2 separate regions of the Mus musculus genome follow, and region 2 is linked to region 1. The links are chromatin loops, found by intact Hi-C in ENCODE. Cell type or tissue: heart. All regions are shown on one strand. Each heading gives the region's core, and the rest is flanking DNA. Links, peaks and the distances in the headings are about the cores only. Region 1 has its middle 13 kb from the start of Gm31728. Region 2 overlaps Itpkb (inositol 1,4,5-trisphosphate 3-kinase B).

Region 1 (5,385 bases), core at 298-5,297:
GCTTTTATTTTAAAAAAAAAATTCAAATGATACTTTGCTAACATAAACTGCTTTAAAATATATTAAAAGAAATATTCCTGTAACTTCATTTATGGTATTTCTGAATGTGCAACTGTGTCTGGTCCCTAAATTACAATCCAATTCTGACTCATTTTTCTCCTGTTTGTTTATTTATGATTCCACTCTAAACAGCACTCCTCCTTCCCATACTTCATTGACTTTATTGCCTGCCTCCCTTCCCTCCCTCTTCCTCTTCCTTCTCCTCCTCCCCCTATCCTCCTTCTCCTCTTCTCACAGTCCTCCCCCTCTCTCTCCCTCCTCCCTCTCTCTCTCTTCCTCCTCCTCCTTCTCCTTGTCCACCTACTTCTCCTCCTCCTTCTCTTCCTCCATCCCCTCCTACTTCTCAATTGCTTAGATTTCAGGTATGCACCATCACACCTGACTATTCTATTTATCCTTTTAATTATAGCAAAACACAGACAAAATAAGATTTATCACCGTTTATCCACTCTTAGGCAGTCTCCGTGGCTGTAAGAACATTCATGGTGTGACACGATTACCTCTACCCACTTCTAGAACTTTTTAAAGTGTTGAAGATTTTAGGACAGAATAATTGAGCAGAAAGTCCAGAGAATTCCTTAAATTCCCTGTCCCTGAGGTTGGAGAGATGGCTCGATGGTTACGCACTCTCACTGCTCTTCCAGAGGACACAGGTTCAATTGCCAGCACCCATGGGTGATACAGCATCATGTGGCTATCCGTGAACCATGGACAGTACTGAACCATGCACACACCTCTCTCTCTTCCTGTGTGCTGCACAGCATTGGCCCACGGTATCAGAGCTAGTCTGTCCTTGCCTGTTTGCACATTGGTGCCTTCTTTCTATCGCTACTGTTGTGCTTTGACGTCATCGGCAAGTCAACTATGCATCCTGGAGCACAAACACTGAAGTACTGTGCCAGTGGAGCCGAGAAGGCTGCTAAGCAGTATATATTTGTACATGCAGCGTGAATATACTGGTGAAAGGGAGGGGATGTCTCGCCTGTGCAGGGTGGGACAGTAGAAGATTTTGTCATGCTACTCAGAATCATTTGAAACATAAATTTATTTCTGGCATTTTCTGCGTGATTTGTTTTCCTTGTGGGCTATAGTTGACTTTGGGGTAATTGAAATTCTGGAAAGTAAAACTGAGTAAGGAGCTATTTGAAGCCTCCCCCCTCGCCCCCCCCCCCCCCGCTTTCCTTCAGACACTGGCAACCACCATACCTCTCTCTACGTGATTTTAGTGATTATACTCATATTGAGCCCTGATATATTTGTGTCTGGGTCATTTAATTAGCATATTGTATTCAGGGCTGCTACATGTAGCATGGATTGGAGCTTTATTGTTTTTTTAAGTTGAATAGTCTCCCATTGGGTGGCTACACTACCCTGCTCACCCACTGGTGGACAGTTGAGTCTGCCATGTCTTAGCTATTGTAATTGACACTGGTGTGCATGAACAAATATCTGAGACCCAGCTTTTAGCTCTTGTAGTTACGTCCTAGGAAATGGAATAGCCGCACCTTACGCAACCTGAGCAGCCATACTGGCTTCCTCCACCCGCAGCAGCTTTCAGTTTTCTTTCCAAAAGCCATCTTAATGAGTAGGAGGTGTGGTCTTCGCTCCTTAAGCTTTAATTAGGACCCTGGAGTCCCTTTCAAAGTAAACAGGTACTTGGCCATTCATTTTTGCAGTTCCCTCCCCAGCGTGTATGCCATGGGAGTATGAGTTCTCTCTGATTTAAGCTAACAGGGTTGGCATCCTCAGCTGTGAGGAGGACAGCTTAGCCAACAGGCAGGTGTATGAGCTCTGCACAGGAGTGTGTGGGTGGTTCACACAAATTCTTTGGCCTGTGAGGGATCTGGTCTTTACTTCCCCAGAAGAGCTATCCTAAAGCTGTGTGAGTTCCCCAGAGAATACAGCCTTGAGAACCTCGGTAACACGGATCTCACAGTATGTCTACAGGTCGTATGTTAGGTGAGTCTAGAGGTCTTAACCTCTCTGACAAATAATGAAGGGCCCCGAGTCTGTGACGCTGGAAAGTGATTCTTGGGGAAACATACACATTATCTCACACAGTAGCGATGCATCCTAAAACCACCAAAGTTAATAATGCCCTGTTGGCATACATTTTTCTCCTTCTAATCCTGGAAGGATGGCGGTCCTGAACCCTTGAGAGACAGCCTGTCTATCCTTGGGCAGACGAGAAAGCAGTTTCTTTGCCACTAGAGGGCGCCAGCACCCTTTGGTTCGATCTCTCTATCTCAACACTGGGAGGCGCCCCTTTCCTGTTTAGCTGAGTTTGCTGCTATTTGGGTTCTCTTTAGGTCTTGACCATTCAAATGAGCAACGAAGGGGACATTCCCCCCACCTCCCCCAAGGATCTGGGATGCCATCCTCAGGAAATCAGATTCCTTGTGGGTGTGGGAGGCTGGCTAAGGGACTGAGAGGTCACCTTGCAGGACTTAACAGCTAAGAGCTGGGGCAGGGAAATACAGCTTTTTCCTTACATTGTTGAGTTTTTTAAAAAACAAAACACAATTTCAGACTAAGAGAAGAGTGTGCTGTTGTCTAGGTGCATTCTCTGTGGTACTTTCTGGAAAGCCAAGCTCTGTGTGGGAGGCCCTGGGCACCCCTTTTCCTGTCTCTCCAGTGTAACCTGCCTCACATATTTGGATCCTGTGAGCCTCCTAAGGACTGACAGCTGAAGAACACCACCCCCAAGGAAATAGTTTCCCCTTCTTAGGAGGTCCAGGGTGTGGCCCCAGAATCTGCCTGCCCCTGAACATTTTATCTGGTGCTCAGGTAACAGACAAACTGCAAGCTGAGAAAGTTTCCATCAGACTTTGTCCTCTGGAACCATTTCAGTTTTAATATGGTAGCGAGGCGACAGAGTCTTCATTCTCTTGTGCAATCCTGAGTCCCAGAGATGGGGCACCTCCCAGTATCCCAATAACCCAAGATCTCTCCTCATTTACCCCTTGCTTTCCAGTAAGGGCTCACTATCTCCCAACGCTGGTGCCCATGGCTACACAGGGGTTCAGACACCAAAAACTCCCTTTTAAAGAAGCAGGCCATTATAGTCACAAATAATATAAAATACCTTGGTGTGACTCTAACTAAGGAAGTGAATGAAAGATCGGTATGATAAGAACTTCGAGTCTCTGAAGAAAGAAACTGAAGAATATCTCAGAAGATGGAAAGATCTCCCATACTCATGGATTGGCAGGACTAATATAGTAAAAATTACTATCTTGCCAAAAGTAATCTACAGATTCAATGCAATCCCCATCAAAATTCCAACTCAATTCTTCACTGAGTTAGAAAGGGCAATTTGCAAATTCATCTGGAATAATAATAATAATAATAATAATAATAATAATAATAATAATAAACTAGGATAGCAAAAACTATTCTCAACAATAAAAGAACCTCTGGTGGAATCACCATGCCTGACCTCAAGCTGTACTACAGAGCAATTGTGATAAAAACTGCATGGTACTGATACAGCGACACACAGGTAGATCAATGGAATAGAATTGAAGACCCAGAAATGAATCGACACACCTATGGTCACTTGATCTTTGACAAGGGAGCTAAACCATCCAGTTGAAAAAAGACAGCATTTTCAACAAATGGTGCTGGCACAACTGGTGGTTATCATGTAGAAGAATGCGAATTGATCCATTCTTATCTCCTTGTACAAAGCTCAAAACCAGAGACACTGAAATTAATAGAGGAGAAAGTGGGGGAAAGCCTTGAAGATATGGGCACAGGGGGAAAATTCCTAAACAGAACAGCAATGGCTTGTGCTGTAAGATCACGAATTGACAAATGGGACCTCATAAAATTGCAAAGCTTCTGTAAGGCAAAAGACACTGTCAATAAGACAAAAAGGCCACCAACAGATTGGGAAAGGATTTTTACCAATCCTAAATCTGATAGGGGACTGATATCCAATATATACAAAGAGCTCAAGAAGCTGGACTCCAGAAATTCAAATAACCCCATTAAAATGGGGTACAGAGCTAAACAAAGAATTCTCAACTGAGGAATACTGAATGGCTAAGAAGCACCTGAAAAAATGTTCAACATACTTAATCATCAGGGAAATGCAAATCAAAACAACCCTGAGATTCCACCTCATACCAGTCAGAATGGCTAAGATAAAAAAATTCAGGTGACAGCAGATGCTGGCGAGGGTGTGGAGAAAGAGGAACACTCCTCCATTGTTGGTGGGATTGCAAGCTTGTACCACCACTCTGGAAGTCAGTCTGGCGGTTCCTCAGAAAATTGGACATAGTACTACCAGAAGATCCAGCAAAACCTCTCCTGCGCATATACCCAGAAGATGTTCCAACTGGTAATAAGAACACATGCTCCACTATGTTCATAGCAGCCTTATTTATAATATCCAGAAGCTGGAAAGAACCCATATGTCCCTCAACAGAGGAATGGATACAGAAAATGTGGTACATTTACATAATGGAGTACTACTCAGCTACTAAAAACAATGAATTTATGAAATTCTTGGGCAAATGGATATATCTGGAGGATATCATTCTTAGTGAGGTAACCCAATCACAAAAGAAGTCACTAGATATGCACTCACTGATAAGTGGATATTAGCCCAGAAACTTAGAATACCCATGATACTATTTGCAAAACACAAGAAAATCAAGAAGAGGAAAGACCAGCATGTGGATACTTCATTCCTCCTTAGAATAGGGAACAAAATACCCATGAAAGGAGTTACAGAGACAAAGTTTGGAGCTAAGACGAAAGGATGGACCATCCAGAGACTACACCACCTGGGGATCCATCCCATAATCAGCCACCAAACCCAGACACTATTGCATATGCCAGCAAGATTTTGCTGAAGGGACCCTGATATACTGTCTCTTGTGAGGCTATGCCAGTGCCTGGTAAATACAGAAGTGGATGCTCACAGTCATCTATTGGATGGAACACAAAGCCCCCAATGGAGGAGCTAGAGAAAGTACCCAAGGAGCTGAAGGGGTCTGCAACCCTATAGGTGGAACAACAATATGAACTAACCAGTACTCCGGAGCTCGTGTCTCTAGCTGCATATGTAGCAGAAGATGGCCTAGTCGGCCATCATTGGGAAGAGAGGCCCCTTGGTCTTGCAAACTTTAATGCCCCAGTAGAGGGGAAAGCCAGGGCCAAGAAGTGAGAGTGGGTGGGTAGGGGAGCAGGGCGGGGGGAGGATATAGGGAACTTTCGGGATAGCATTTGAAATGTAAATAAAGAAAAAATATATATTAAAAAAAAGAAGAGAAGAAGAAGAAGCAGCAGCAGCCCATAAAGAGATTGCTTAGTACT
Region 2 (5,385 bases), core at 309-5,308, 84 kb after region 1:
ATGTGCTTTTAATTTGTTTACACCTAACGGCTCACAGTGGTAAATACTGGTTTATGTTCTGACTGCATCCTTCTATTGAGTGATCTGGGTTTTAAAAATAAAAATGCCGGATGAGGGATTTAGCACAGTCGTCAAGTGCTTGTCTAGTGTGTGTGAGGCCTTGGGCTTTGTCTCTAGCACTGAGGGGGGAATGCACAGAAATGCTGTGGAAATGGGGCGGTGAAGCCGGGGGCTTGGAGTTCTGCCTCACAGGGATGTAGGTGAGGGTGCCTTTCTGCTCTTACAACTGTCTATTCCGAAATAGAACGCTGCTGATTGGTAGGCACCCTCGGTGGTGGCTGGAATGCGCAGGCAGCCAGGGTGGCAGTCCGGCCCAGGAATCCGTCCTGTCCCACCCTGTCTCCATGGGACCCCTCCCAGACTGACTCAGGTGTTATATTTAAGGAAAGTTGTCTGTGGGCCGTTGGGCTTGAAAATAAAAACAAACAAAGAAGCAGATGCTGAATTGTCTCCTCACAGACGCCATTGTCTTGGGTTCCTTCTGGGTCTCTGGAAAAACAAAACAACCCCCACCCCAACCCCCAGAAAGACAGCAAAGGAGAGACAGGATCCAGAGCAGAATCCCCATGTGTGTCTGTGTCTGTGTCTGTGTCTGTGTCTGTGTCTGTGTCTGTGTCTGTGTCTGTGTCTGTGTCTGTGTCTGTGTCTGTGTCTGTGTCTGTGTCTGTCTGTGTCTGTGTGTGTGTCTGTGTGTGTCTGTGTGTGTGTCTGTGTCTGTCTGTGTCTGTCTGTGTCTGTGTGTGTCTCTCTCTGTGTGTGTGTGTGTGTGTCCCCGTGCGTGTGTGGGTATGCACACACCCCAAACCATTCTGCTTCCACATGTTGTATATGTGGGTCCTTTTCTACAACCATTTCCCTTCCTCTGACAGATTGAGTGCCTTCAAAGCTCAGGCCCAGCTCTGGGCGAAGCCCATTTCTGTCAATGGTTCTCCCTTTGGGTCTCTATCACCTAGGCCAATAAAACAACCCCCACCCCAACCCCCAACTCTTTGGATTCCGCTTTGTGATTTAGTTGTATGGAAGGCTCTTGAAAGGCTTCTCCTTTCTTGTTTTAACGTCATGAAAACGCGCAGCTGCGGATTTCAAGATTTCTCCTTATTCTTAGGGCTCTGCCAGCCCAGACACCAGCGGAGGGGCTTGCCTGCATCGGGAAGCAGGGGAGAGGCACACATGTGTGCTTAACATGTCTGTCTGTCTTTGTCTGTCTGGCTAGTAGTGTTGGTGGGGCTTTGAGTGTGTGAAAGCAAGCAAGCACCTCAGCCCAGATTCTGATGAGTCCGGAGAAATGAAAAGATGCGTCGTCCGCGCCTTAGTCTAGGATTTGGAAAATCGCCTCCGGTGAGCTTGTGTTAAGTGGTCACAAGAAGAGGATTGTTTTCTACGTGGGCTTGAAGGGGTTCTGGGAAATGAGCAGCCAATTCTCCTAAGTATCCTCGAAGCTTTAGAAGGAGGAAGTCTCGGAAAGTCACCCACTGCCCATCCATGTTGTCCCAAAGGCCCAAGAGAATTCCTCAGCTCATTGTGGTGGTCAAGGTCAATGGGGGAGGGGCAGGGGAGGGAAGGGGTCCAAGCCCAAATGCATAACTAAAACAAATGATGGTTTGCTTTGAGTGTTTTTCTGGTTTGATACATTTGGAGAAACTGGGGCTGGTTTGAAGTTGCTTAATTGATTTTTTTTTAATTAAAAAAAAAATCTCTTGCTTTATTTGGGATTCAAATTAAAATTCTATGCTTGTGCTGAGTTTTAGCCCTAAGACCTCAGTTGGTTATCAGCAAAAACCCTGGCTCAAATCCCTTCCTCTAGATGGCCTTGTTATGTGCCCTGAACTTGAATTCTTCTAGATGGGCGAGCGTGTTTATCTTCTGCTGTCCCTGGGGATTCCTGTGTGTGCCAGACCAGCACTCTACCAACTGAGCCGTGCAGAGCCCTCTCTTCTGGGTTTTAAAACCATTCTTGCTCAGGGTTGGAGTTCTCTGCACAGAACTAAAGTAAGGAATGAACCAAAAGTGGAGATTATGCATTCTCTCTGTCTCTGTCTGTCTCTGTCTGTCTCTGTCTGTCTCTGTCTCTCTCTCTGTCTCTCTCTCTCTGTCTCTCTCTCTCTGTCTCTCTCTGTCTCTCTCTCTCTCTCTCTCTCTCTCTCTCTCTCTCTCTCCCTCCCTCCCTCCCTCCCTCCCTCCCCTGACAGAGTTTTATCTACTTGTTATAGTAAACTAGCTTTCAGGAGGTGGTGAAGGAGGTGAGCTAACACGTGAGCTACACAAGCCCAGACTTAATGCATACAGGCAGTTGGGGATAGTTACACAGGAACGTCCATGCCAGGGTCAGAGAGCACAGTACAGTACTTGACGCCTATTATGCATCTGTCATGTGTCAAGTAGTGCCTGAGAAGTTAAAGTGACATGCTTAAAACTGCAGCAACACAAGTCAGGAGGTGGCCTCAGACAGCCTTGCTCTAGAACTGAGTGTCTCAACCTTGGCACTATTGGCATTTGGGAACAGTTGTTGTAGGGGACACTGTAGGATGTTTAGCAGCACTCTTGATGGAGAACATTTTGTCAACCAAAACGTTCCTGGTGGTTAGGTACCGTGGCACTCACCTGTCATCCAGGCAACCCAGGAGGCTGAAGCAGGGGGACTGTCTGAGCCCATGAGCAGCATGGGCAGCACTGTGAGACCTTGTCACTACCACAAGGGGCTTGGATGTTTCTGGGTATCTGTAGAGCTATTGCTCCTCATCGGGAGACACGATTGTAAAGCTCCCTCCTGTAACTGTTGCTTTGTCTAGTTCTCCCAGAGAAGGAGCACACATGCCCTAAGTGTGTTTGTAGAGCTATGTATAGATTTTGGGTGGAAACAGAAGGCAGATGCCAATCAATACTATCTAAGGCCACAAGAGAAATATTCTCAGAGATGGTGTTGATGGATCTGAAACTTGAAGGCATTAACCTGGTCACGCAGGAAAATGTCACAGACATAAGAAATGGAGGCAGGCTTGCGTGGGGTGTGCGACAGGTCGTTTGCTCTGTACCCCCTTGCTTTCTCCCGTTCTTCTCTTGGCCATGTGATCCTTACTCAGGAACAGGATGAGCTAAATGTGGGGCAGTAACGAGCAACTTCCCATCAAACAGCTGAACGCAACGAACCTTTCTTCCTTTCTACACACCTGATCCAAGTACGGCTCCACTACCTCTCACCCTTGCCTAGGCTTGGGCTGCCAACGCCCATTGCTACGACGGAGGGAACTAGCTAGGCAGATGACCTGCAGAGTTGTGAGGCTGCAGCCCAGAGATGTGACACACAACACTTCTGCTCACATTCAGACAGCAGGACAAGTCTCATGTCGTCACCAAACTGAGGAGCCAGGGCGTGGAGCCCTACTATGTGCCCAGAAGAACTAGAAATATTTGAGAGTTAAAATGAACTGTGGGGGTGTTTGTTGGCGTGTGTGTGGGGATACAGCCTGTGGGTGGTAGGTCATTGGATGAGGTAGGTTCAGGGCGCTAGTACTCAACACCAGGATGCATCCTTCAGCCTAAGCCCAGAGTCCTGGGAGTGACATCCCCCTTAACCTTAAATTATAGCTTTACGGTGCTGGGTCTCAGAAGGCAGGCCACGGCAGCCACTGAGACACATTCTCTCTCCTTGCTAGACACTCCCTGAGGCCACAGCTCTGCCCCCAAGTCCCGGGGTGAGGAGACAGGAAGCTGGCTGCCATGGATCTAAAATGGGATGGGACCGGAAACCTATGACCAGGGTGAAGTCCTTGTCACTCCTGACAGAGGGGCATGGAGGTCTCAGTATGCCAGATAAAAATAGCAGTTGATTGCTGCTTCCCTCCTCCTGCAGCATGTTCTCCAAACCTGATTCCACTCAGTTTCTGAACCATGAAGTGGGCATTAAGTGTGGGGTGGGTTGGGCTCTGGCGCCCACTCACCAGACAAAAGCAGTCAGTCTGGAGATGGGGGCAGGGACAGGACAGAGGCGGGAGTGCCTCCAAAGAGCTGGCTGGGTCCAGGGCCTGCTCAGCTCTGGGTCTTACCAGAGCCTCTACGTGTATGAGTCGCCGATTATACACTTGTGTGTGCGCGCGTGCAGTTTATAAATACATGAGGCAGATATGGATATATGTATCTATATGTATACATGTGTTGTATATATTTGTGTATGTATGGGTGGATATGGGTATATGTTTATATATATACGTCTATATATGTATAGTATGTGTCATTTGTATGTGTCTGTGAGGATATATATATATATATATACACACACACACACACATATATATATGTGTGTGTGTGTGTGTTCATGTTCATGTATTCATGGAATGTATTTTGTATATATGTTATAGATAACATTTTCTTTGGGTATGGCATGAACCCACAGAATGCTGTGGTGAACCTGCACAGGCTTGGTCTGTGACCTGTGGCCGTAGCAGTAACAGAATGGTTAGTAGTGGTGATGATGATGGTGGTGGTGATGGTGGTGGTGATGGTGGTGGTGATGGGGCTGTTAACACTCACTGGTAAAAGGAGGGGAGGGAGAGTCCCCAGGCTCATGGAGGGTTTTAGTTCCCACTCCATCACACTACACTGCCACATACCGTTCAGGAGGTGCTAGAGCATATATGGGAGGTGCGAAGTTAGCTGAAGATGAGACCCCAGGGATGCAGGGTTGCTGAAGTTGTCATCTTCCTGTGCTGAAGTGAGACTTCTCAGTCACCCATGGTCCCGCAGGTAAGCCTAATAAACCCACTAGCAGCCTGGATGGCATCGTTGCTTTGGTCTGTCAGTGGCTCCCTGTCTGGAGAACATATACCTTTACTCACTTCCACCCCAGAAGAAGTCACACGATGGCATCCTGTTCTACATGTGCTGTGGTCGTGTGCATGTGCTATAGCTATGCGTGCACGGACATATGTATGCATGCTGCTCTGTGTATGTGTGCCTGGGGTTGTTTACATATGTTTGTGTGTTTGCGTGTGTGCGTTTAGCTGTGTGCAGGTGTGGGGTGGGTTCACGTACACACGCAGGGGAGAGTGTGATGGTTGCTGGGAGCTGGGTGAGCATCACTTCCTAGAGTGAAAGTTGCCTGTCTTGGGATGCCTGAGACTTCTTCCTCCTCTGGCAGATGCTCCTGTGCTCCCAATGATGGCTCTGGCACTCTGTTTTAATACTCTGACCCGAATTGTTCTTTTCACACCAGGAACAGCCCCCTCCTGAGCATGGCCCTTCTCAGACTGACAGGAACCCGAGCTCAGAGTCCAGAACACCCTGGTGGGCTTGGGTGAGGCACAGCCTGAGGAGTGTAGGACCAGGCCA

Evidence for each region. Peaks named below come from ENCODE experiments on the same cell type or tissue, not always from the same donor. Only the 100,000 strongest peaks of a DNase experiment are listed, where the experiment ranks them.
Region 2: it touches region 1 in a loop (2.9-fold over the local background); 1 of 42 quality-filtered maps calls a loop at or near these places.

The regions. Positions count from the first base shown.
Region 1 is chr1:180,266,499-180,271,883 of GRCm38, forward strand. No RefSeq gene overlaps it. Among named protein-coding and RNA genes, the nearest start is that of Gm31728, 13 kb to the left of the region's middle. In heart, for the core only: a CTCF peak has its summit at 2,284 (motif pointing right); a DNase peak (open chromatin) is centred at 2,283; H3K27ac peaks cover 518 bases; H3K27me3 peaks cover 1,416 bases.
Region 2 is chr1:180,350,552-180,355,936 of GRCm38, forward strand. The region is part of intron 2 of Itpkb (inositol 1,4,5-trisphosphate 3-kinase B); the gene reads left to right. Among named protein-coding and RNA genes, the nearest start is that of Itpkb, 23 kb to the left of the region's middle. In heart, for the core only: a CTCF peak has its summit at 2,763; a DNase peak (open chromatin) is centred at 3,800; H3K27ac peaks cover 1,456 bases; H3K27me3 peaks cover 593 bases.